2 separate regions of the Homo sapiens genome follow, and region 2 is linked to region 1. Evidence: chromatin loops called from intact Hi-C (ENCODE). Cell type or tissue: dorsolateral prefrontal cortex. All regions are shown on one strand. Each heading gives the region's core, and the rest is flanking DNA. Links, peaks and the distances in the headings are about the cores only. Region 1 overlaps SPOCK2 (SPARC (osteonectin), cwcv and kazal like domains proteoglycan 2). Region 2 overlaps ASCC1 (activating signal cointegrator 1 complex subunit 1).

Region 1 (16,922 bases), core at 4,430-12,429:
CATCCAGATCCAGGAGGCCGCCAAGAAGAAGCCAGGTGAGGGGCCAGACCAGGCTCTCAGAGGAGGAGGTGGGGACGGCTTCCTGGGTTTGTCTGAGACCCAGGGCCTCCAGCCTTGGGCCTCATGGCAGACATGGAGCCCAGAGGAGGCCCTGGCCTAGGAAGACAGAAGAGGGTTGCCCCCTTCCTGTGTCTATCCTTGTGGTGGGGCAGGGACTCCCAATCTGCCCCGGGAAAAGTGTGTTTTAGGCACTAATTTTATGCCCATCCATGCTGGAGCTAGAGTTTGGGATACAGAAGGATCCTGGAACCCTCCACTGAGTTCAGTTTCCTTCAGCAAGGGTGTGACTAATGTTTTAGTGAGGCCACTCCCTGAGTGACACTCACTCACATGCTCCATAAACACCTGGGGGCCGGCCCCAGAGATACAACAGCAATAGACCCAGCCCAACTCTGAGCGGATGGCAAGAAGGATGCACTCCCTGGCCTCATAACCCTTTAGCTCGGGCCAGTCCGGAAACACACAACACACAAATGGACACACTAAAAAGACAGAACTAGCAGTGTGACCTGTACACAGGCGCCTGGGAGCTTCAGCTGGGGAGCCTGCAGGAAAGCAAGTGGGCCCCGGAGGCAGGTCGGACTCAGAGTGGCTGGGAGGAGAAGGCTGGGCCTTCCTAGCAGGGGACAGCCAGGCCGGCGGAACTGTGGGAGGATGGAGAGTGTCAAACCTGGTGAAGTCAGACTGGCTGTCCTAGAAGACTTGGGCCATGGAGTCAGGGAAACTGATGGGGCGGCTGGGAGCTAGCACAGGGGCCTGAGCAGTGGTTCAAGGAAGCGGGTTTCCTCATCTCCAGCGAGTAGAGCCGAAAGAATTGCTGGCTGGTGTCCAGCTCTCAGCATCTGGGCCTGTTGGGGGGTCAGCACCCGGTCTGGCTGGGCTCTGGGGGTGTATAGACTTCTGCTCATGCATGAGGACCTGAGGTCACCTCTCTGAGGGGCCCACAGCCTGGGCCCCTGCTCTGACCCTGCCTGGCACTGTCTCATTCAGGCATCTTCATCCCGAGCTGCGACGAGGATGGCTACTACCGGAAGATGCAGTGTGACCAGAGCAGCGGTGACTGCTGGTGTGTGGACCAGCTGGGCCTGGAGCTGACTGGCACGCGCACGCATGGGAGCCCCGACTGCGGTACGGGCTGGGCAGCTCAGGGCCTGCTGGGGGCCCAGGCCTGGGGGCCCTTGTCGTGGGATGCTGGGGGGTGCGTGCCAGAAGCTCCCTCACCCCCTGTTGGCTTGATCCCCTCACAGATGACATCGTGGGCTTCTCGGGGGACTTTGGAAGCGGTGTCGGCTGGGAGGATGAGGAGGAGAAGGAGACGGAGGAAGCAGGCGAGGAGGCCGAGGAGGAGGAGGGCGAGGCAGGCGAGGCTGACGACGGGGGCTACATCTGGTAGACGCCCTCAGGAGCCGGCTGCCGGGGGGGACTCAACAGCAGAGCTCTGAGCAGCAGCAGGCAACTTCGAGAACGGATCCAGAAATGCAGTCAGAAGGACCCTGCTCCACCTGGGGGGACTGGGAGTGTGAGTGTGCATGGCATGTGTGTGGCACAGATGGCTGGGACGGGTGACAGTGTGAGTGCATGTGTGCATGCATGTGTGTATGTGTGTGTGTGTGTGGCATGCGCTGACAAATGTGTCCTTGATCCACACTGCTCCTGGCAGAGTGAGTCACCCAAAGGCCCCTTCGGCCTCCTTGTAGCTGTTTTCTTTCCTTTTGTTGTTGGTTTTAAAATACATTCACACACAAATACAAATTGACAGGTCAAAATCCATGAAATGAGATCCCCCAGCCGTGTCCTCCAGCCCAGCCCTGACCCCTTGGTTTCTACCCTGGCTCCCCTTGGTTTCTACCCTGGCTCAACCGACCCCTGTCTGCCCTTCTCCCTCTTGCTTCTGAGGTCAAGCTCTGGCCTGCGAGCCTGTCCCCATTGCAAAGGGGAGGGAGGGGCAGGGAGCTGTCTACCAGCTGAGGTCCTCCCAAAACTGGGCCGATGTGGTGTGACATCCCCACCAGCCTCAGATGAGACGGGCCAGGACGCCCAGCCACAGCAAGCCCTGTCCCTTTGCCGGATCCCCAAACACTAGAGAAGCTCTCCTAACCCAAGGCGGAGAATGAAGGTGGTGGCGGCAGAGGAGGAGGGCAGCAGCTGAGAGGCCAGGGACAGGGTGCCTCGCCAAGCTGTCTGAGGTCTGTCCCAGGTGGCCCAGGTGGTGCAGGTAGAACAGGGTGAGGAGAGGGGGTCGGCTCAGCAGGAGGAGGCTGTGGCTGCAGAGCCTGGGGGAGCTTTTAGGTGTTGAGATGGGGCAGCTCTGAATCCTAGACCCTGGAATAGCCTGTCCCTTTTCTCTGGGTCTCGTGGTGGAGCCATGATCTGGGCTGCTCTCTTGGGGACACTGGGTGGTGGTTACACAGTTGACCTCTGCCTGGCTCCCCCTTGGTGCAACTCCTGCCTCCATCCCCCTTGCTGGGGTCCCCTCATCCACTTGAGGGCGCCTGAGGGCCAGGAGCAGCAGGCAAGGAGCCTGGGTCTAGGCTAAGGGGGTGTGTGCCCACCTCCTCCCTGACCCTTAACACTCCTGTCCTGCCCAGACCAACAGAGAGAGCTGTCCCTGAGACCCCGGAGAGAAGCAGCTGCCGAAAGCTGCAGCCTTTCCGCACTCTGAGACCATGATCTTCCTCCTGCCAGGGGAGAGCCACCCACAGGCCATGTCCAGCCCCACTTCCCTCAGCCCCCAGGGCTTCCTTCTGGCCCCTCTGAGGATTCCCTAGGGCTGCCCCGCAGAGGGGCTTCCCCAAGCTCTGTTTTGAAGCCTGCAATGTGGAAAAGTGAGAAGTCAGAGGGAACAGGACAGGTGCAGCCGGGCTCTGAGGCCACACCTCACACCTCGCTGTTCCCCAACATCCCCTGAGCAGTGTGAGCTCATCTCACCAGATGAGAAGAGGCCCTGTGCATTTCTTTTGTTTGTTTGTTGCTGTTTTCCCCCACCCATCCAGTTCTCCTCAGCAAAGCAAATTCCTTAACACCTTTGGTGGAGAATTTCTTACCCAGACTTGGGGCTGTGATGCCCTTCAGTGCGTGGTGAGTGCAGCGTGTGTGCGTGTGCCTGTGTGTGAACCTGGGGGCCATCCTGGTGGCCTGGGAGCGTGAGGAGAGGCCCCCTGTGTGCTGGGTGAGTGGTGGGTGTGGGGTCAATGCAGTGAGGCTCTCTGGGTGAGGCTCCCAACCTGGCAGTCCCCAGCCTCCCAGCATCTGTGAGCGTCTGTTGGACTTTACAGAAGAGCCTCATCCTGTCTGCCCCTCACTCTGCCCTGGAATCAACATCTTCCGAGTCCTTCTTGGGGGAAATAGCAGAGCCCCACTTAACTCCATAAACTGCTTCCCATTCCGCAGCCCAGTTCTGATTGTTGAGGTGTCGCGTCGTTCCAGGTCCCCCAGTCCCCTCTTTCTCCTGTCCTCTCTCTGTCCTTCACCTCCCCACTCCAGCCCCGGCTCAGTTCAGGGAAATGCTGTTCCACATCAGCCCTCTGCTCTCTGAGGCAGCCGCGCCTCTGACTCGGAGCTACTTGAAACTTCTGCTCTTGCTAGGATTGGAGTCTACCTATCTCTTCCATTTGTCCCAGCTGGAGTTCTGGAACTTTCCTCCTCGGGGTGGGGGTGGGGGTTGTTAAGGATGCTGGGGGGCCTGGGGAAGGAAGGAGTTCAGAGGAAGGGTGTCCCCTGTCCTCTTGATGTCACCCTCCGCTCCTGGGACACGTGCTCTCTCTGTCTCTGGGTCTTCTGGCTGTGCACGTTTGTGTGTCCTTGTAAATATGTTTTAGGAAGAAAGCAAAAGGGACTGAACTAGCCTCTGGTAGGATTGCAGGGGTCCAGCCTTGCCTGTTTCCGAAGCCCCCACACTGCCTTTCGCCCTACTGAGACTGGTCCCCTCAAAAGGTAGACAAAACAGCAGCTCCCTGTGGAGCTGAAGGGCGGCCTCAAAGTGGCTTTTTGTTAGACAAGGTTAAGGTTTCCTCATGAGCAAGGTTGCAGATCGGTCCTTCCTCAGCTCCTTGATTTGTGACCTTGACCAAGGGGCCTGCCACCCAGCCCCTCCAGTGCCCTCTCCTCGATGCCTCGCTCCTTCCTGCCCCCACTCCCCTGGCTTAGGCAGGTAGGGGAATTAGGGCCATGCTGGAAGAAGCTTAACCATGTGTTCAAAGAACGGTTTCTTGCTTGCTTGGTCCTGGAACTCCCCTTGGCTGCCCCAGGCCTCCTTGGCCCATGGGTGCTGGGGGAGGTGGATGTCAGATCTGGTAGGTTGCAGCAGAGAAAATAAATGTGCCTTGAGAGACCACTCAGAGAGGGTCCAAGGGTGATGGAGAAGGAAGCATGGCCTGGGAGCTTGGAAGGGAGGGGTGGTGGGTGGCGGCATCTTGACTGCCCCCTGTTGTCCCACACGTGGGGGGTGGTCACCCCCCTTCACTCCAGCCCGCCTGCCTTCAGCCTTCCATGAGCTTCACCTGCTTCCAACTTCACTTTGGAGGGGGTGGGGTCCGTTGGCATCAACACGGGGACCCTCTGCTTCACCAAAGCCCGAGCCCTCAGCCCCTGGGGAGAACAAATGGCTGAGCTTTGATACCTGGGGTCGTCGAGAGGCTGCGGGCTGGCGGCAGTCCCAGGGGAGAGACACCACAGAAGGAGACCCAGACATCCCGAGGAAGTTCCCAGCAGAGCAAACTGCTTTCCAGCCTGAAGCCTGCTTAAACTGTGTGATGTGCAATAACTGAGCTTAGAGTTAGGAATTGTGTTCAAGTGCTTGGATTTCCGTCTGTAGATTTAACTGCTGAAATTGTATCTCTCAGTAATTTTAGATGTCTTTTAAAAAATTGAAAAACAAAGTGTTAGACTGTGTGCGTGTGCGTTGATGGGCACTCAAGAGTCCCGTGAGTCATCCAGCCCTGCCTTTCCCCTGCGCCCCCATCCTCTCACGTCCCGCCCCGCCTCCACTTGGGGACCCTGCCTCGTGTCGTCTTTATCTGCCTATTACTCAGCCTAAGGAAACAAGTACACTCCACACATGCATAAAGGAAATCAAATGTTATTTTTAAGAAAATGGAAAATAAAAACTTTATAAACACCATCTGCTGGCAATACTCTGATTATTCTTACCCTTGGTATTATTTTTCACGAAAACAGCATTTATGGCTGAGCGTGGTGGCTCACACCTATAATCCCAGCACTTTGGGAGGCTGAGGCAGGACAATCCCTTGAGCCCAGGAGTTTGAGACTGGCCTAGGCAACATAGTGAGACCCCGTATCTATCAAAACAAAAAAATTAGGCTGAGAAGGAGGGGCAGTGGGTGAGGCTAAGGATTGCTTGAGCCTAGGAGGTTGAGGCTGCAGTGAGCTATGGTCGTGCCACTGCATTCCAGCCTGGGCAACAGAGGGAGACTATCTCTTAAAAGATAAAAATACAGTACAGTACAATTCAGTGGCATTTAGTACGTTCGCAGTGTCATACAGCCGTCACCACAATCCAACTCCAGAGCATTTTCATCCAGGGTATGAGCTTTTCAAAGACTTCAACCACCTCTTAGCAAACGGCTTGTGAGAAAGGTAAAACCAGTTGAGACAGCGCCGCTAGTGGAGTATGTATCGGGCCCTTACATGCTTGTTAGCATTATGATTCTAATTTTTAAATTTTTTTTTGAGACAGAGTCTCGCTTTGTCGCCCAGGCTGGAGTGCAGTGGCACGATTTTGGCTCACTGCCACCCCACCTCCCAGGTTCAAGTGATTATCCTGCCTCAGTCTCCCAAGTAGCTGGGACTACAGGCACCCGCCACCATGCCTGACTAATTTTGTATTTTAAGTAGAGACGGGGTTTCACCATGTTGGCCAGGCTGGTCTCGAACTCCTGACCTCTAGTGATCCTCCCGTGCTGGCCTCCCAAAGTGCTGGGATTACAGGCGTGAGCCACCATGCCCGGCCCATGATTCTATTTTTTTATGTATTTTTATTTTTTATTATTTTTTTTGAGACAGTCTTGCTCTGTTGCTCAGGCTGGAATGCAGTGGTGCAGTCTCGGCTCACTGCAACCTCCGTCTCCCCACTTCAAGCGATTCTCCTGCCTCAGCTGCCCAAGTAGCTGGGACTACAGGTGTGTGCCACCATACCCGGCTAATTTCTGTATTTTTAGTAGAGACAGGGTTTCACTCTGTTGGCCAGGCTGATCTGCCCACCTTGGCCTCCCAAAGTCCTGGGATTACAAGCATGAGCCACCACGCCTGGCCAGTGTGGCAGAAGAATACCTAAATGTCTTACTTTTATTTCTGGGATTATCTGAGCTGGGGGACTGTCGTCATTATTCTGTGACTTTTCTTCTCTTGGGCCTTGCCAACCCCTCACTAGACGTGTCTTTTAACAAATTGTTTGCGGTGTGGAGGGGGATGGAATCTGGGCACAGGAGCTCTAATCTCTAGCCCTGGAGCTTGCTAACTGTGGCCTTGGGCCAGGATCTGCTGGATGGATCACCTGTGGTAACCAGCCCCCGTGCTTTCCAAACAGCGAAAGCCCCCGGTGCCAGCCTGCAGCCAGGGCACGCTCTGCCCGTCTGGCTGGAACGACTCCTTAGGAAGGGAGCTTTTCTGCCATTCATTGTGTCTCAATGCCACCAGCAAGCTCAGACTTGGAGGCTCAGGAGCTTTCTGGAAGGTGGCGTGAGGAGCGATGGGGTTTGCCAAGGGGCTGCTCCCAGCATGTAGGATGAAAGGGATGGTGATGAGAACAGCGGTTTCGGATTCGGAGTGGCTAGGAGGAGCCTGCAGCCTGCTGAGGGGGAGGCCTTCTGAATGAGCGTCTTCAACCGTCAGGGAAATGTTGGCTTTTGTACCTGGCGGATTGACATTTGCTCAGGTGACGGGAAGCCAGAGGCCAGCCAGGGCCCCGGCTTCTGGAACAATCCTTCCATTGTCACCATGTCCTGTCAACCTGGGTTCCCAGGGTTCCTTGGCCCAACAGCAAACAGAGCATTGCCGGGGACAGGCCCAGGTGTCAACCTGCAGTACAGACGTGGCTGCGGCCGTTCGGGAAACCATTGCTGGAGCCCAGATGCGTGGGAACCCCCTGCCCACCCCCTCCCTGGGCACAGCACCGTCCTCAACCAGGCCTCCCCATGTGCCCACCGCATCCTGGCACCTTGCTTTCCCTCAGCATTTAGCCTCCTGGGAACAGGGTCTATGTATTGACTTCTCTCCGGTGAATAACTGGGTCCTGGGAACAAATCTGAAAGAAAAAACCCAGACTGCACACAGAGTCCTACAGGCAGCATTTCCCTCCCACCCGCCACCTTTGTGGAGAGCTCAGAGAGGTGAGGGGGTGTATTTGACCAAAAACAAACAAAAACCAGAACTTTTTATATTTTGAGCAAAATAGGTGAGGGAGAGGAGAGGAAAAAACAAACATTTCTATGTTCCCTTCAATGCCCTATGTCCTTTACATTATTATTATTATTATTATTATTATTATTATTATTATTATTCAGAGAAGGTTTCTCACTCTGTTACCTAGGCTGGAGTGCAGTGGTGAGATCATAGCTCACAGTAACCTCAGACTTCTGGGCACAAGTAATCCTCCCACCTCAGCCTCCCTAGTAGCTGGAACTACAGGTGTGTGCTACCATGCCCAGCTAATTGTTAAACTTTTTGTAGAGATGGGGGTCTTGCTATGTTGCCCAGGCTGGTCTCGAACTCCTGGGCTCAGCCTCCCAAAGTGCTGGGATCACAAGCGTGAGCCAGTCCAGGCTGCGTCTGCTGTTGAATCCCCTCAGCAACTCCACGAGGCAGGGATCACCAGCCACTCAGACCCATTTATGGATGAGAAGACTCTGTTTCCCAGGGCTGACCTTGGCTCAGGCAGGGGTGTGTGGTGGAGCCTTGGTGTTGCTCCAGGCCTGGCTCACTGCAAGTTCAGCTGCCCAGGGCTGTAGCCACTCCTGGCATGCCTCCCGCACTGAGATAATGCCCAAGGTGGAAAATCCTGTGTTTTCATCAGTAAGTCATGGTTGAATGTGGATGGGAGCGTGGGTACTGGGGAAGTACAGAAGAAGGTAAGACATGGAGATTCTTCCAGGACCTGCTTCTGAACTTGGGTCAGCACCTCTCCATGGGCCTCAGTTTCCCCATCTGTAAGATGAGGGGATTGGACTCAGTTGTCCAGTGTTGTGAGTCTGTGAAAACGTGCACAGGCAAACAAACAAACAAACAAAAAAACAAAAAACATGCACAGGTACGAGTCCAGAAAATGTCTTGTTAGGTTCGGGATTGTCTTGCTTTCTCTCTCTCTCTCTCTCTCTCTCACATTGCACATTTGGTGTGACTCTGCCACTGTTTCTCTGGAAGGGTGGGCATCCTTGATGCACCCCTGTGGGATGGGTCAGCCTCTAGAGAAAGCTGGGCTGACCCTTGAGGTCAAGCTCCTGCTCCCGCTGCCCATCCTCTTCTGATTCCAGCCATGCCAGTAGAGGGGAGGGTGGATGCCTTCCAAGTCTCCCAGGAATATTTGCTTCCCTGGCGCTGGTGGGGAAGGAGGCCCCTCCCTGCACTATCTCCTCTCAATCTCCTTATTTTAATTTTATTTATTTATTTATTTGTTCTTGAGACAGAGTCTCACTCTGTCGCCCAGGCTGGAGTGCAATGGCGTGATCTCAGCTCACTGCAACCTCCGCCTCCCGGGTTCAAGCGATTCTCCTGCTTCAGCCTCCCAAGTAGCTGGGATTATAGGTGCACACCACAATACCCAGCTAATTTTTTTTTGTATTTTTAGTATAGATGGGGTTTCACTATGTTGTCCAGGCTGGTCTAGAATTCCTGACCTCAAGTGATCCACCCGCCTTGGCCTCCCAAAGTGCTGGGATTACAGGCATGAGCCACCGTGCCTGGCCTCAATCTCCTTTATAGTCTATCTGAGGGGGAAAAAAAGCGAAACTATTTTTTTCTCTTCTACTCTCACTCTGTCAACACACAATACTTCCCCTTTGGTCACCAAAATGTGTGGGGATTTTTCTCTACACACCAAGTTGTTCTCCAGGGGACACCACTTAGCTGTCCCACATTCAATTCAATTCCTACACTGCCTGGAGAGAGTGACACATCGTGCAGGTCAGGGCTCAGTCCCACCAGGCACAGTGGCGAACTGGGAGGCCAAAATGGGAGGATGTCTTGAGGCCAGGAATTTGAGACCAGTCTGGGCAACAGAGTAAGACCCAATCTCTACAAAAAAGCAAAACAATTAGTCAGATGAGGTGGCATGCACCTACAGTCCCAGTTACTTGGGAGGCTGAGGCTGGAGGATTGCTTGAGCCTGGGAGGTCAAGGCTGCAGTGAGCCATAATTATACCACTGCACTCCAGCCTGGGCAAGAGAGTGGGACCCTGTCTAAAAAAAATTAAAATGAATTTAGCAATTTTAAAAAGGGCTCAGTCCCACAAGTCTGCCCCCACCTCAGATGCCCGTCACCAGCCCCAGGTTCTGACCTGTGCTTCTGACCTATGGGCTACAGATCAGGGTTCTCATACTCCCTCCTCAGGTTCAGTTAATTTGCTAGAGCCTTGCAGAACTGAGGGAGACACCTTTACCCATTTATGGTGAAGGATATTTCAGAGGACACAGATGAACAGCCCGATGGAAGAGATGCATAGGGTGAGGTGGGTGGGAAGGGACGTGGAGCCTCCATGCCCTCCATGGGCACCACCCTCCAGGAACCTCCATGTGTTCAGCTGTCAGGAAGCTCTCCAAACCCTGTCTTTTTGGGTTTCTATGGAGGCTTCATTATGTAGGCATGACTGATGAAATCACTGGCCACTGGTGATCGCCTCAACCTTTGGCCCCTCTCCCTTCCCCAGCGGTTGGGGGTAGTTGGTTCCCCTGGCAGCCAGTCCTTATCCTGAGGGTATCCAGGAGCCCCCCAGGAGTCACCTCATTGGAACAAAAGATGCTCCTATCACTCCAGAAATTCCAAGGGATTTCAGAGCTCTGTGTCAGAAGTTCCTATCACTCAGGAAATTACAAAGGTTTTGGGCTCTGGGTCAGGAACTGAGGGCAAAGACCAAATACATATTTCTTCTTATATCACGATATCACAGTCAGTGACACCAACAGAGGCTGCGCTCAGTGGGGCAACCTCTCCTCCTCCGCAGCCCCAGCCTCCTCCCTGACTCTGCCAGGCAGCTAGCTCCAGCCAGGTCCTCCAACACTCCCCTTGTCCTGGAGGGCCAGCCTGGGGCCTGGCAACGCCCAGCTGTTCAACATGAAGTTGCCCCAGGACCCCCAGGATCACCCTGGAGGGGCCCCCATCAGGAGACGCAAGACCCCTGGGCCAGGGCTGAGAGGGCCTGTTCACTTGCTGAGCTGCTGATGGGCAGGTGACGGCCTATCCTGCAGCAGTTAGAGGGCAGCTAGGGAGACGTGGGCTCCTACCTTTCTCTCCCTGCACCCCTTCTCCAGCATTGTTCCCAGCAGGCTTGGGACTCCACTGAACTTGGATCTCTTTGGTTTTGTTCCTTGTCCTCTCCCTCTGCTCACACACTGGGCTCCAAGGAGCCCGTTCAACCCCAGATTCTTGGATTCAGAATCCTGGGATCATCAAATCCCAGAGATGTCAAAGCTCATTTGGTCTGCCCCTTCCTTAGAGCTACACCATCCGGCCTTGACCCTTGGAGATGGGATGTCCACTTGGCTGGGTTTATTGCACCCTTGCTGTATGCAAGGCTCTTTGCTTATCAGGCTTGGAGAAATTGAGTTAGGTGGTGCAAAAGAGGATACAGAGGGAAATAGTGCCCGGCCTGCCTTAGGAAGCCCACAGTCCAATAAAAAAGACACAAGAACACGTGTCTCAGTGTGATTTTTCTCGGGGCAGGAAGGTGCTTTCCCAAGGGTTGCAAACTCTTTGTGAAGGGGTGACGGGGCCTGTGTGACAGTAGGGAGGGCTGGGAATGGTGGTGGTCTGCTGGGTGCACACCGTGTGCAGAGGGTGCTGCAGACCTTGTGCGTGCTATGGCTGGGAGGCAGGAAAGGATTCAAATGAAGACTGGAGAAATAGTTGGGGCTGAACTGTCCAGGCTAAAGTCTGCCTTCTAGTTGGGTACAGATTCATCAATACCTGCTGAATGAGTGCATTCCCCAGCTTAGCCCTGATCACCTGTCACTTGGACAGTTGCAGCAGCTGGCAAACTGGGCTTCTAGCTCCTTCCTTTCTAGCGCTCCTCGTCCACTTTTGTCATAACTACCATGGAGATGGGTGAGGTGGGGTCTTTCCTCTACATAAAACCCTCAATGACTCCCTACTACCCACAGGGTGAAAGTCAAGTTCCTTCACCTTTTGAAAGCCTGGAGAATTGGTCCTCACCCTTGTCATCAGCCTCATTGTCCTCCCTTTTCCCTCTACCCTCTGTGCCTTACAATCTTTTGCTTAGGGCTGCCCCCACTGCCTGAAAATGTTCACCACTCCTTTCTTTACTTTCCTACACATCCTTCAAAACCCAGGCCAAGCCAGGTGCAGTGGTGCATGTCTGTAGTCTCAGCTACTTGGGAGGCTGAGGCAGGAGGATCACTTGAGCCCAGGAGTTCAAGACCAGCCTAGGCAACATAGGGAACCCTTTCTCTTAAAAAAAAAATAAAACTGGCCTGGTGTGGTGGCTCATGCCTGTAATCCCAACACTTTGGGAGGCTGAGGCAGGTGGATCGCTTGATTCAATACCAGCCTGGGCAACATGGCGAAACCCCATCTCTACTAAAAATACAAGAACATTAGCCTGGCATGGTGGCAGGTGCCTGTAATCCCAGCTACTCAGGAGGCTGAGGCAGGAGAATCGCTTGGACCCAGGAGGCAGAGGCTGCAGTGGACTGAGATAGCGCCACTGCACTCCAGCTTGGGTGACAGAGTAAGATTCCGTCTCAAAAAAAAAAAAAAAAATTAACCCAGCTCAAATGTCATGACTTCCCTGACCTCCGCAGGCAGAGAGAACTAGGCTGCCTCTGCTCCTTGATGGCCTTGCACAGGCCTCTACCCTGCCCTGGGCTAGATATACGATATATCTATAAGGATATAGAACTGGGTTGCATCTTCTTGACTCCCTGAAGCGCTTCCTGCCAAGTTCTTTGGCATGTCTTGTCACATCTGTATCCTTGAGGCCTGGGCCTCGTGGGTAACCAGGACATACATTGAAATGAATGCATGAATGAATGATCTTGACCCAATTCAGCCCTGACATCACCCTTAGGCTACCTTCTCTACTTGTCATTTGAATATCATCCATGTCTAAAACATCTACCAGCCTGGCCAACGTGGTGAAACCCCATCTCTACCAAAAATATACAAAAAATTAGCTGGGAGTGGTGGCATGGGCCTGTAGTCCCTACTACTTGGGAGGCTGAGGCAAGATAATTGCTTGAACCCTGGAGGTGGAGGTTGCAGTGAGCCGAGATTGTGCCACTGCACTACAGCCTGGGTGACAGAGCAAGACCCTGTCACAAAAAATAAATAAATAAAAAATAAAATAAAATAAAACATCTAAGAGCACTCTTAGTACTTTTTCTCACCGTTGGAGATTCATTTCTCTTCAGTTACTTTAAACAATTTTACTTTTCCCTTTAGAATCTTTCTGTAAATTTTTTCCAAGCCAACATATCCCAGCTGCTTCTTGTTGGAAACCAAAATGTCAACACTTTACATGAATTTCTGAAAATGTTATATTTAGTTAAAAAAACAAGTTTTTAGTAATTTTGATTTACAAAATTTGCACCAGTAAATTTGGTGGCTGCATCTAAGGTATTTTGGTATTTTGGCAAATTGGCCTACTTTCTGCCTCTTGAACTTTTGTCCCAGCTTATATTTCAAAGAGAACTGTAATCCAAAGGAATGACTGAGGGTGGGCATGTGTGTCCTTTGGAGAGAGTCTGATTTGTTATCTTCTCTTACCCTATTCATAATTGACTTCAATTCACATCCCTGTGCTTTTTCAGCGTCACCCTTTTCAGCACTAAGCACCCATCAGAAAGTGCCCTGGAGTGACCTGTCTGAACCGGAGAGAGGGCTGCTGCCAGGATGGGCACCGTCTCCCTTTGCTTTCACTGGTTGCTTGGTCAGCAGGGGCAGGGTTTTAGAAACAGGACTGTACCAGCCAAGAGCCTTTGGTTGCAAGTGACAGACACCTACCTAACTCTGACTGGCTTAGACAGAGAAATAATGTATTGGCTCTCACAGAAGATGGGGATCCTGCAGCAAGTCTTGGAATTGAAGGAAGAATTTGAGGAACCAGGTCTTTGGGGATGGCAACTGTGAGTTCAGCACCCCAGGGCTCCTCCATGCTGACCGTCTTTGCTTTACTGTTTCTTTTCACCTGTTGGCCTCATTCTGTCTGACTCCTGATGGGCTGTCTCCATGTAGCAGGGAACAAGACTGCCCCAGCAGACAGAGAGAGCTGGTTGCACCCGAAATCTGCATATTAATCCCAGGGAAGGACCCTGATTGGATCCGTTACTGTTGCCAGGTGGATGGAATGCAGTGATTGGCCAGGTCTGGGCCAGTCATGTGCCCATGCTTGCCTCCAGGGCATGGGTCTATTACCAGGGGAAGGGACCCTGGAAAGACACAAAACCAACAGCCCTCTCTATACAAGAGGTGAGTGAAATAGCTTGAAGGAAAACCCCTGGGGAGGTGTGTAAATGTCAAATTCTTTATTTAGCATGCTTGGGGACCCAGGATTTTGTAAAGATTTAGACTCTGCTGTTTCATTTCAACCTACTGACCCCACTTGGCCACATAACTTCATCCAACTAAGCTCATTGCTCACTGCTTGGTGAAGAAATATTCAAGGAAGGGATGGATGAATGTTACTGTGCATGACCCACACGTTCCTCCTCTGGGTCTTTCACTGCTCTATCGCCTGGAATATGCCTTGCACTCCCACCAGTTTCTGCTTGTCTTGTCATAGCCATCCTTGAAGCCCAGTTCAGGTGCCACCTCTTCCATGAAGCCCTCCCTGATCCCACTACCAGCAGGGTTTCTTTCTTTTTATGATCTTGTTTCAACCCACTTTTTTTCAGTGTTTTCCAGGTACACTTCCCCCCACTTTTTATAGACTCTAGCCTGATTTTGTGTTGTTTGTGTTGTGTACCGGTTTAGCAGAAAGAACTTTCCAATGATTAGTCCATCACTCAGCTGGGAGATGTGAGCTCTCCCTCCCTTGAGGCTTTAGAGCAGAGGCCTGTTTGCGGGATGTTGTAGAAGGGCAAGGGTTTCCTGGGGATTGCATGTTGGTTTTCTAGGGCTGTCATGAGAAATGACCATACACTGGGTGGTTTAAAACAACACAAATTTATTCTTCCACAGTTCTGGCAGCCAAAAGTTCAAACTCAAGGTGTCAGTGGGGTTGGCTCCTTCTTGAAGTTCTTGGGGAGGATCTGTGCCAGGCCTGTCCCCAGCTTCTGTGTTTGCCAGCCATCCTTGCATTCCTGGACCTGCAGATGCCTCACTCTAGGCTGTCTCCATTTCCATATGGCCTTCTCCTCTGTGCCTGTCTATCTTCCTCGTCTTCCTCATTCTTCTTCTTCTCCTCTTTCTCCTTATCCTTCTTCTTGTCCTCCTTCTTCTTCTTTTTCTTTCTTCTTCTTTTTTTTTTTTTTTTTTTTGAGACAGGGTCTCATTCTGTGGCCCAGGCTGGAGTGCAGCGGTATGATCATAGCTCACTGTAACCTCAAATTCCTGGGCTCAAGTGACCCTCCTGCCTCAACCTCCTGAGCAGCTAGGACTACAGGTGTGAGCCACCAAGCCTGGTTAATTTTTAAAAATTTCTGTAGAGACTGGGTCTTGCTATGCTGCCCAAGCTCATCCCAAACTCCTGGCCTCAAGCAATCCTCCTTCCTCGGCCTCCCAAAGCATTGGGATAACAGATGTGAGCCACTGCACCCAGCTGGTATTCTCCCTCTTCCTATAGAGACATAAATTGTTGGATTTAGGGCCCACCCCAAATCCAGTATGATTTTATCTTCAGGTGATTTACTAATTACATCTGTAAAGATCTTATTTCTAAAATAAGGTCACATTCCAAGGTTCCTGGCGGACACAAATATTTGGGACTTATTATTCCGCCCACTACAGGGATTGTGTGCTGGAGAAACTGAACATAAACCACAGAGGCCAGACGGGTAACTGGAGAGTGCGGGTCTCTGCCTGTCATTGTCAGACTTGGCTTTCCAAAGAAGCCAGAAATCTGGATTTGTACGTAAAATATCTAGATTTTTAAATGCTGGTAACATATTAAGAACCTGGTCCCTATATTCATGCTTTATAGATAGCACATCTATAGGTCGCATTCAGCCTGTAGAGCAACCAGTTTGTGACCTCTAGTGGAAGCTCTAAAACTTGGCTTCTGTGAGCTCAGAAAGACAGCACGGACCTATGCACTTCTGCCAGTAGCCACCAGAGGGCGTGCTAGGCATTGCGTCAGAAAACGCCTCTGGCAACCAGGCCCAGGAGGTGGCCAGGGAAATCCAACGGAGGTTTTTCAAGTCAGGGAGTGGATGGGATCGGGGGAGGTCTGGGATTAGGCTAATGACCAAAATTCATTCTATTTAACATTTACTCTTCCATAATTGTCTCTTAATCTTTTATGACTGGTACCCCTTGTCCACTAAAGATACCTGCTCCCTTGGCAGACAAAACAAGTTCAAAAACAGCAAAAGAATACTACAGGGAAAAGAAAGGAACAGCCAACAATAACCATTTGAAGACTTTTCTTGATTATGAATCAATCAATTAACTTAAGAAAATTGACACATGGCTGGGTGCGGTGGCTGACGCTTGTAATCCCGGCACTTTGAGGGCCGAGGTGGGCAGATCACTTGAGGTCAGGAGTTTGAGATCAGCCATGGCTAACATGGTGAAACCCCATCTCTGCTAAAAATTCAAAAATTAGCCGGGCATGGTGGCATGCGCCTGTAATCCCAGCTACTCGGGAGGCTGAGGCAGGAGAGTCGCTTGAACCTGGGAGGTGGAGGTTGCAGTGAGCTGAGATTGCACCACTGCACTCTAGCCTGGGTGACAGAGCAAGACTTCGTCTCAGAAAACAAACAGATAAACAAACAAACAAACACCCCTCATGTACCCACCCCTAGCTTCAACAATTAGCAACTCATGACAAATCTTGGTCCCTCTATGTACTTTTTGTTTCTTTGCTGGAATATTTTAAAGCAAATCCCAGGCATTGTATAACTGTATCCCAAAATACTTTAGATAGACACATTGTTTTATTTGTTCTTTTATTGTTGCTGTTGTTCTTTGTTTTCCACCAGAGAACTAACTCACAGCTAACTCTCATCCAACATGGGCGGATGAGAGCCCCTCTTAACTCGTCTCAGCCTCAGCTGTCTTAGGGGTGGGAGCAAACACCTTTTCCATAATTTCCATCTGTAGGTCCACTTTTCTGTTTTCCACCTTTTAAGAAATTTTTTAATGGAGATGGAGGTCTCACTATGTTGCCCAGGTTGATCTTGAACTTGTGGGCTCAAGTGATCCTCCTGCCTCAGCCTCCTAAAGTGCTGGGATAACACGTGTGAGTCACAGTGCTCGGCCTCTACTCATTTTTCAAAAATCAGATAGTATGGGTAAAACTCAGTGGTGTATTTTATTTTATTTTATTATTTTTGTTTATTTATTTTTTGAGATGGAGTCTCACTCTGTCACCCAGGCTGGAGTGCAGTGATGTGATCTCGGCTCACTGCAACCTCCACCTCCCATGTTCAAATGATCCTCTGCCTCAGCCTCCCGAGTAGCTGGGATTACAGGTGTGTGCCACCACGCCTGGGTAAGTTTTGTATTTTTAGTAGAG
Region 2 (8,000 bases), core at 1-8,000, 70 kb before region 1:
TCTCACTATATTGCCCAGGTTGGTTTCAGACTCCTGGGATCAAGTGGTCCTTCTGCTTCAGCCTCCCAAAGTGTTGGGATTACAGACGTGAGCCACCATGCCTGGTGCTTCATTTCTTTATGGCTGAATAATATTCCATTGTATGGATATGCCACATTTTATGTATCCTTTCATCAATTGGTGGACATTTGTGTTGTTTCCACTTTTTGATATTTATTTGGTATCAATTTATTTGTTGTTCTTTTGCAACTTCACACATTCTCTTTCTCTTAATTTTAAGTTGTGAAATATGCACGGGGTTGGGATCTTTGATTAAGAGCATCCTTCTCATTAGAGACATAGTTCCATAGTTACCCATGTGCAACTCCAGTGGGCTAGCTGAAATGTATTATGTATTATGTTCATGGAGTTTTTAAAACTCTAGATGTATTTCATCAATTCTGGCCTAGTACCCTCCTTACTTATAAAAGTAAAATAACGTACTTAAATGTGGAAATAAGTATTTTTGAAGGTCTGTCAGTGGGTAGGAAATGATTAATATTTCAGAAAATATTCTGAGTTAATTCTTGAGGATGCTTTGAATTTTTTGTACTCTGGACTCTCCTGTATTGAATTTTTACTTGAGAAGGACATGAAATGATGTTACATTTTTTTTCTTTCCTGTTTCCCTCTCTTTTGATATTCTTTTCCTTGCCAACCTTTAAGGATGTCTTTTGAGATATGCAACCCAAATTAACTTAAGAAGCTAGAGCACAGCTTGGTTTAGGCTAAGGTCATAGATTTGCTGCATTCCTGTGTAGAATATCTGTAAGGATACCTTTGATTGCAACTGAAGGGCTCTTTTTCCTCTGGGGGAAGCCCTTAAATCAACCCAGAGCATGAGTTTTGACTAGCTAATGTGTGAACTCTTATGTATTTTTACATATTTAAAATTATATGCCACTTTTCTTGGATCTATAGAACATAAGGAACCTTTGAAGATCACTTAGTCCTGCCTCTCACTTTGTCAATGAGGAACTAAGGTCCACAATGGAGACATAATTTGCCTAATAATGTAGCTAGTTGCATAGTTAGGAATATATAGTGAGTGCCTGGAGAATGTCGAATGAATAGATGAATGAATAAATGTATACTGAATGAATTGTTGACAGAACTGAGACTAGAAGCCAGGTCTCTTGATTCATAGCCTGACATTTTTCCTCTTCATTATGCCACTTTCCAGGTAGTTCATGAAAATTTTGCTAGTCGTACCTATGTACCTATAGAAATCCAAGAGAAAACAACCAATCAATCTAAGCTTCTAACATTATCTTTGGAATATTTACAGCTGAAGGCAGGTACAATCTCTACACAGCGGAAGGCAAATATATCTTCAAGGAAAGAGAATCATTTGATGGCCGAAATATTTTAAAGGTCAGTATGAAGCAGAGTGAATTGGAAATCCTTTGGCACATGTCCTAAATAAGGCAGGAAAACAAGTAGTTCTCCGTATATTTCTTCATACTTCTTCATACTTTTTCTCATACTTTTTTTTTTTAATTATCTAAAGGGAAAGAGAGGAAAAGTAGCTGGTCCTCTTAAGGCTTTGGCACTTCTAGAGTATTTGAAATTGGTGGTTTGTTTGTTTATTTGTTTATCTGAGACAGTGTCTCGCTCTGTTGCTCACGCTGGAGTGCAGTGGTGCAAACACTGCTCACTGGAGCCTTGACCTCCTGGGCTCAAGTGGTCCTGCCACCTCTGTCTCCCAAAGTGCTGGAATAACAGGTGTGAGCCTCTGCACCCTGCCTGAAATTGGTGATATAAGAAACACTTAGGAAAAAAAAAAAAAAAGAAACCCTTAGGTATTCCAACCACTTGGATTCATAGAAATAAGTTGATTTCAACCTAAGTTTTACTCTGTACTTATGAGGTTTGAGCTTGCATTTTTTTTAAGTGGAAAATAATTATTTGTCTTGTTTTAGTAGATTTTTCTCTTTACCCACAAAGTCAATCTCTGCAGTGGCTTTATAAGCCATTTTTACTCAGGAACAGCCTATGTCCTAAAAAGTAGATGGTCCATTTTTGACCATTGAAGCTTTGCCTTTCTGAGTGTTGAATTAATCTATGAAATGTAAGTAAAGGGGTTCTTCAGGATTACATTTGTCTTTCTCTAACAGACTACCCTTCTGTAATATTCATGATTTATGCCTTCTCCATCAGGTTAGCATGCCATTGTTCCTCTGGACAAAGAGAAACATAAGTTGATACTAATGGAGAGGTTTTCATTTCTTCTTTTCACTTGCTCTGTAAGGGTTTAGGTCATTTTCAAGGCTATGGGTGTTTTGCTGAGGTGGAGGAGGGAGTATATGATAACGTCAGAATAGGCTTTAGCTTTAGAAATGCTTTTACTTTTTCTTCCCTATTCCACCCTCCATTCCCTTATGTTGTCTCTTTACAGTTTTTTTGCCAAATGCCTAATGTGACCCCATTGCTTTAATTAATGACATCACTCTTCAGCAGCTGTGACTGCTTACCATGGAGCCCAATAGGGCAGTGTCAGCCATCGTCTCAGGCATTCCCGCACCTGCATTGCAGAGCTATGCTGAGTCCTTCCTTTCCTTGATATGTTTTCTCTTTTTGAGTAGTTTTCTTGTTTTTGAGGTAGCTTTGGGTTTGAGTGGCAGGCTGCTAATGAATTCAGTTGTAGTTAACTTTACTGTTTTTTCCAGGCTACAGCTTCGGTGTGATATGAATCTTTCTCCTCCTTTATCTCCCTTCTTTGGGGATTTTCCAGTATCACAATGAATTACTTTGCTTTTTGTTGTTGTTAATTTGGTTAAGAAAGAAAATAGACTGAATGGGGAAAGAAATCTTTAGGAATGGCTCAAAGCCAACTGGGTTTTCATGGAATTAAAACTGAAGCCTTGTGTGTTGGTACAAGTCAGGTGTGAGGTGCTTTGACATCTGTAAGAGTGGGGTGATGGCAGAGAGCCTGTTGGGTGGCCGTATGAGCAGTGTGGAGCTCTTACCTTGCTATAGAATTTCTCTCATTCTGGAAAGTAAGTTTTCAATTTAACTGCTTTTCCCTGAAATCTTCTGAACCACCCCAGTGATGATATGAATGTAGCTCCCTCTGGTGTTGACAAGGACTTGCTATATCAGTAATACCCTTATTAATTCAAGCCCAATCACTTTTAGAGCTGGACCTAGCTAGGTTCTTGGAGACCATTTAGTCCAATTCCCCACTTTAATCTCTGACATGAAATCTACTAAGGTAAAGTGACTTGCCAGAGGTACCGCTAGTTAGTAGCAGAATCTGAATCAGAAAAGAAAGACTCAAAACTCACAAATTGAGCATTATTTTCTGCTGCCTCCCGTAAAGATGCCCAGTGTTTAGGTAGAGACCATTAGATATTTGAAGTTGGGCATATCTGCCTGATCTGGGATAATGGCCAATTAAAGCTTGTTTCATTAATGGTGGGGCAGTGAGTGTGCCAATTAGTCTAAAACCGTAGCTAGTTAATAATTAGATTTTTGTATCGAATATAATATCAACACTAACAGAAATACTTATTGACTATATACCATCTGCCAGACTATGTGCCTTAAAGATGAAACAGTCATTATGATACAATCCCTGCCTTCTAGGAGCTTCCAGTCCGTGAGGGGTACAGATAGTTAATAGACAATTAGAATATAAAAACCATGGGGTGAGTTATGGACAAGTGCCTTTGACCACAGATAGTTATGATGACGTATCCTTTAGTATAGTATTTAATATTTTACTCCTTAATCACTAGTTCCAGAAAAATAATCTTTCACCTATGTTCAATCAAGAGAATTAGCTTCTTTTTTAAAATAAAAGTAAATGTGGGCTCCAACAGTTACCTCCCACCCCCAACACAGAGGCAGTTAAATATGCTTGTGAAGTAGCCATAGTCCACCCACCTTTTGGCATTACCATGAATGGACACGTCTTTCTCAATTAAAACATGAGAATCCATGGCTCCTGAAGCCCTTAAAATAAAAACAGGATTTAGAAAACCAGTGAACTTCATATATATAGTTTTTGTATGATATGAAATTATTATGCTTAGAAAGAAAAAAAATCAATTTCACTAACAAGATAGGAACTGACTTGGAGTAAACAGAAAGGTTAACTGTATTGGTTGTTAAGGAGCCCAGGCATACGTGTGCAGCATATTAACAGCTGCATAGGCCAAGGATCAGGAATGCTGGTGATGGGAGGCAGCCTTAGAAAAAAAAAATCAACTTCATCTACTATTCAAAGAGAAACAAAACAAGAAAGAAAGTCATTGCTCATTGCTGTAAGAATTTAATGAGTAACAGCCAATTGCTATTCTACTCCATGAAGAAAATTGGTTCTTTTGGCTTGGTATAATATGTGTTCTGGGAGCCTTAGTAAGAAAAAAGAAATCTTTAATGACTGTTGCAGATGGAAGCCACATTTTTCTTTTGTACAGCTTTTTTGAGAGTTGTTGCAGCTGTAATATACTAGTGTCTGGTTATTCCTAGTTAAAAATAAGAAAGTCTTGCCCTAAGAAAGACTTTGAATTAAGAACTGACAACTAGAATCATTCTCCTGTGTTATTCAAACCTGAAAAAGAACAAACATATTTGGTTATGGTGGTTTTTTATGGAAAAGTGCCAGATAGCTCCAAAAGGAGGATGCATGAGTGAAGAAGACCTAGGCCAAATTAATGGGATGGTGTCCCCTCAGAGAGTATCCATTTCTAATCTAAGAGATAGCAAAAAAAAAAAAAAAAAAAAAGATGTTGTTTGTTTAGCCATAGGCAGTGATAAATTTATAATTGGAGAAATCATGCTGACCTAAAGACACACTGCCTGGAAGTAAATGCTCCCTCACTAGCTAGAAGTAAAATGGTCATTAATTGCCAGCTTCTGGGGAGAGAGGTAATGACAGTCTGTTTGGGGTCTTAAGCAATAGAATCAGTATTCCAAGATTGTGCTCTCAGCAGATTGAACCAGGGGTACAATGTTAACTGTTCAAAAGCATAGCTTCTGACTGCAGAGTGAAGAGGAGGCATTAGAGCCCTAGGTTGTACTCATCAGAGAAGGTGATATGGTACAAATAAAGGCACAGTGATATATTTGGGAAAGAATGGAAAGTACTATAGGTCTAAAGTCAGAGGATAGTGTAAAAGTGCCATTTCTTTAGACACTTAGAAATCCTGGAAAATATAAGCCATGTAAAAGGGAGATGAATTTGTACCTTTTCTATTTTATATATAAGAATCTTTTAATTTAGAGAAAGAAGAGACTGGCAGTACTAAACTAACTGTATTAATTTTAAATACTTTCCCCTGAAAATATGTTTTAAATCTCTAGCCACATTGAGACTTTTCTTGAAAGATGTGAATGAGCCACCCAAGTATTTCATTCAGTTTTGGTTTTGTCCCATCTCTGTTCTTCAGAGCCTTTAAAAGGGCAATTATAATGAATAAATTTCAATGAGATCTTTATTTAGTTTGCTTTACTTAGAGACATTTTTATGAAGGAAGCTTTTAAAAATACTGTTTATTCTTTTTTGCTGAAATATATATGTGTATATTTATATATGTACATGAGACGTACATTTAATGTTTAACAAATAGTCATAAAATGAACAATGTGACTACTACCAAGGTCAAAGAGTGGAGCCTGCCTCCCATGCTCCTCCCGGGAGACTCTTTAGTCAGTCTGTCCTAAGGGAACGAAAGCACAATTAACTTCTTAAACACTCTCAGGGGAGAGACTTGTTTTGAATGAATATTTTGTTTTGAAGTATTAGAAGAGTGTTGAAAAGATAAATTCAATTTTTTTTTTCTAGAGGACAGAGAAGGGGGGTGAGATTTAGAACTATGCGGTCACTTTTTAAAAAATTTAATAAACTTTATTTTTTAGAGCAGTTTCAGGTTCACAGCAAAATTGAGCAGAAAGTACAGTGTTCCCAAATGCCCCCATCCCTGCACACGCACAGCCTCCCCCACTATTGGCATCTGATACCACATTGGTACATCTTTAAAATCGATAGGCCACATTGACACATCATCACCCATGGTCCGCCGTTTACATTAGGATTCACTCCTGATTTTCTCTATTGAGTTCCTCTTTTCAGTTATTTTCATTTCTGCTCTCATTTTTTTTTTTTTTTTTGAGACGGAGTCTTGCTCTGCCGCCCAGGCTGGAGTGCAGTGGCACGATCCCGGCTCACTGCAAGCTCCACCTCCCGGGTTCATGCCATTCTCCTGCCTCAGCCTCCCCAGCAGCTGGGACTACAGGCACACGCCACCATGCCTGGCTAATTTTTTTTGTATTTTTAGTAGAGTCGGGGTTTCACCATGTTGGCCAGGATGGTCTCGATCTCCTGACCTTGTGATCTGCCTGCCTCGGCCTCCCAAAGTGCTGGGATTACAGGCATTAGCCACCGCGCCCAGCCTCTGCTCTGATTTTTTAAATTATTTCTTTCATTCTGCTTAATTTGGATTTAATTTGTTCTTACTTTTCTAGTTGCCTAAGGAAGAAGCTTAGATTATTGATTTTATATCATTTTTCTTTTCTAACATGCACTAAATACTATAAATTTCCCTCTGAGCACTGCTTTTGATGTATCCTACAAATTTTGATAAGTTGTATCTTCATTTTCATTTACCTTAAAATATTTTAAATCTCTCTTGAAGTTTCTTTTTTAAAAGTTAATTTTTAATTTCTTTAGGTATAGGGCCTCATCGCTCTGTCACCCAGGCTGGAGTGCAGTGGCACAATCATAGCTCATCGCAGCCTCGAACTCATGGACTCAAGTAATCCTTTCACCTCAGCCTCCCAAGTAGCTGAGACTACAGGCATGCACTGTCATGCCTGGCTAATTTTTATTTTAAATTGTTTTGTAAAGATGGGGTTTCACTTTGTTATCCAGGCTGTTCTCTAACTCCTGGGCTCAAGCACTCAGCCTCACAAAATGTTGGGATTATAGGAGTGAGCTACCACACCCAGCTAAGGGTGTGGTAGCTAAGGTCTTTTTGTTGGTTAGAAGTGTGTGTTGGTTAGAAGTGTGTGGGTTTTTTTTTTTTTTTTTGAGACTGCGTCTGGTTCTGTTGCCCAGGCTGGAGTGCAGTGGCACGATTTTGGCTCACTGCAACCTCCGCCCCTGCAGGTTCAAGCAATTCTCATGCCTCAGCCTCCCACGTAGCTGGGACTACAAGCATGTGCCACCACACCCAGCTACTTTTTGTATTTTCAGTAGAGATGGGGTTTCACCATGTTGGCCAGGATGGTCTTGAACTCCTGATGTTGTGATCCGCCCACCTTGGCATCCCAAAGTGTTGGGATTACAGGCGTGAGCCGCTGCGCCTGGCTGAAGTGTGTGGTTTAATTTCCACCTATTTTGGGATTTTCCTGCTATCTTTGTTATCACTTTCAAGTTTAATTTCATTGTGGCCTGAGAGCAGACACTGTATGATTCTATTCTTTTAAATTTATTACAGCGTATTTTATGGCCCAGAATGTGATCTGTTTTAGTCAGTGTTTCCTGTGAGCCTGAGAAGAACATGTAATCTGCTGTTGTTGGATAAAATATTCTATAGATGTCAATTATATCCAGTCAGTTGGTAGTGCTGTTGAGTTCTACTATATCCTCACTGATTTTATGCCTTCTGGATCTGTCCATTTCTGATACATGGGGTTAGTTAAAGTCTCCAACTATAATAGTGAGTTCATTGTTTCTTCTTGCTTCTGTCAACTTTTGCCTCATGTATTTTGACACTGTTTTTAGGCACATATGTGTTAAGGATTGTTAGGTCTTCTTGGACAGTTGATCTTTTTATCATTATGTATTGCTCCTCTTTATTCATAATAACTTTCCTTGCTCTGAAGTTTGCTCCATCTGAAATTAATATAGCTACTCAACTTTCTTTCAGTTAGTGTTAGAATGGTATATCTTTCTTCATCCCTTTATTTACTTTTCTTTTTTTTTTTTTTAAGAACCCATCTATGCTGGGACA

The links. Hi-C counts contacts between places; a loop is a spot of excess contacts. Peaks named below come from ENCODE experiments on the same cell type or tissue, not always from the same donor. Only the 100,000 strongest peaks of a DNase experiment are listed, where the experiment ranks them.
Region 2: a loop joins it to region 1, with 2.1 times the contacts of the local background. A loop is called at or near these places in 5 of 110 quality-filtered maps.

The regions. Positions count from the first base shown.
Region 1 is chr10:72,047,291-72,064,212 of GRCh38, reverse strand. SPOCK2 (SPARC (osteonectin), cwcv and kazal like domains proteoglycan 2) reads left to right here. Exons shown (of 11, transcript NM_001244950.2): 9 at 1-35; 10 at 1,051-1,188; 11 at 1,308-5,179. The coding sequence ends at 1,453. Among named protein-coding and RNA genes, the nearest start is that of SPOCK2, 33 kb to the left of the region's middle. In dorsolateral prefrontal cortex, for the core only: no CTCF peak of the experiment used is centred there; no DNase peak of the experiment used is centred there; H3K27ac peaks cover 454 bases.
Region 2 is chr10:72,121,495-72,129,494 of GRCh38, reverse strand. It overlaps ASCC1 (activating signal cointegrator 1 complex subunit 1), which reads left to right. Exons shown (of 10, transcript NM_001198800.3): 9 at 1,328-1,413. Among named protein-coding and RNA genes, the nearest start is that of SPOCK2, 37 kb to the right of the region's middle. In dorsolateral prefrontal cortex, for the core only: CTCF peaks have their summits at 2,886 and 3,086 (motif pointing left); no DNase peak of the experiment used is centred there; H3K27ac peaks cover 3,921 bases.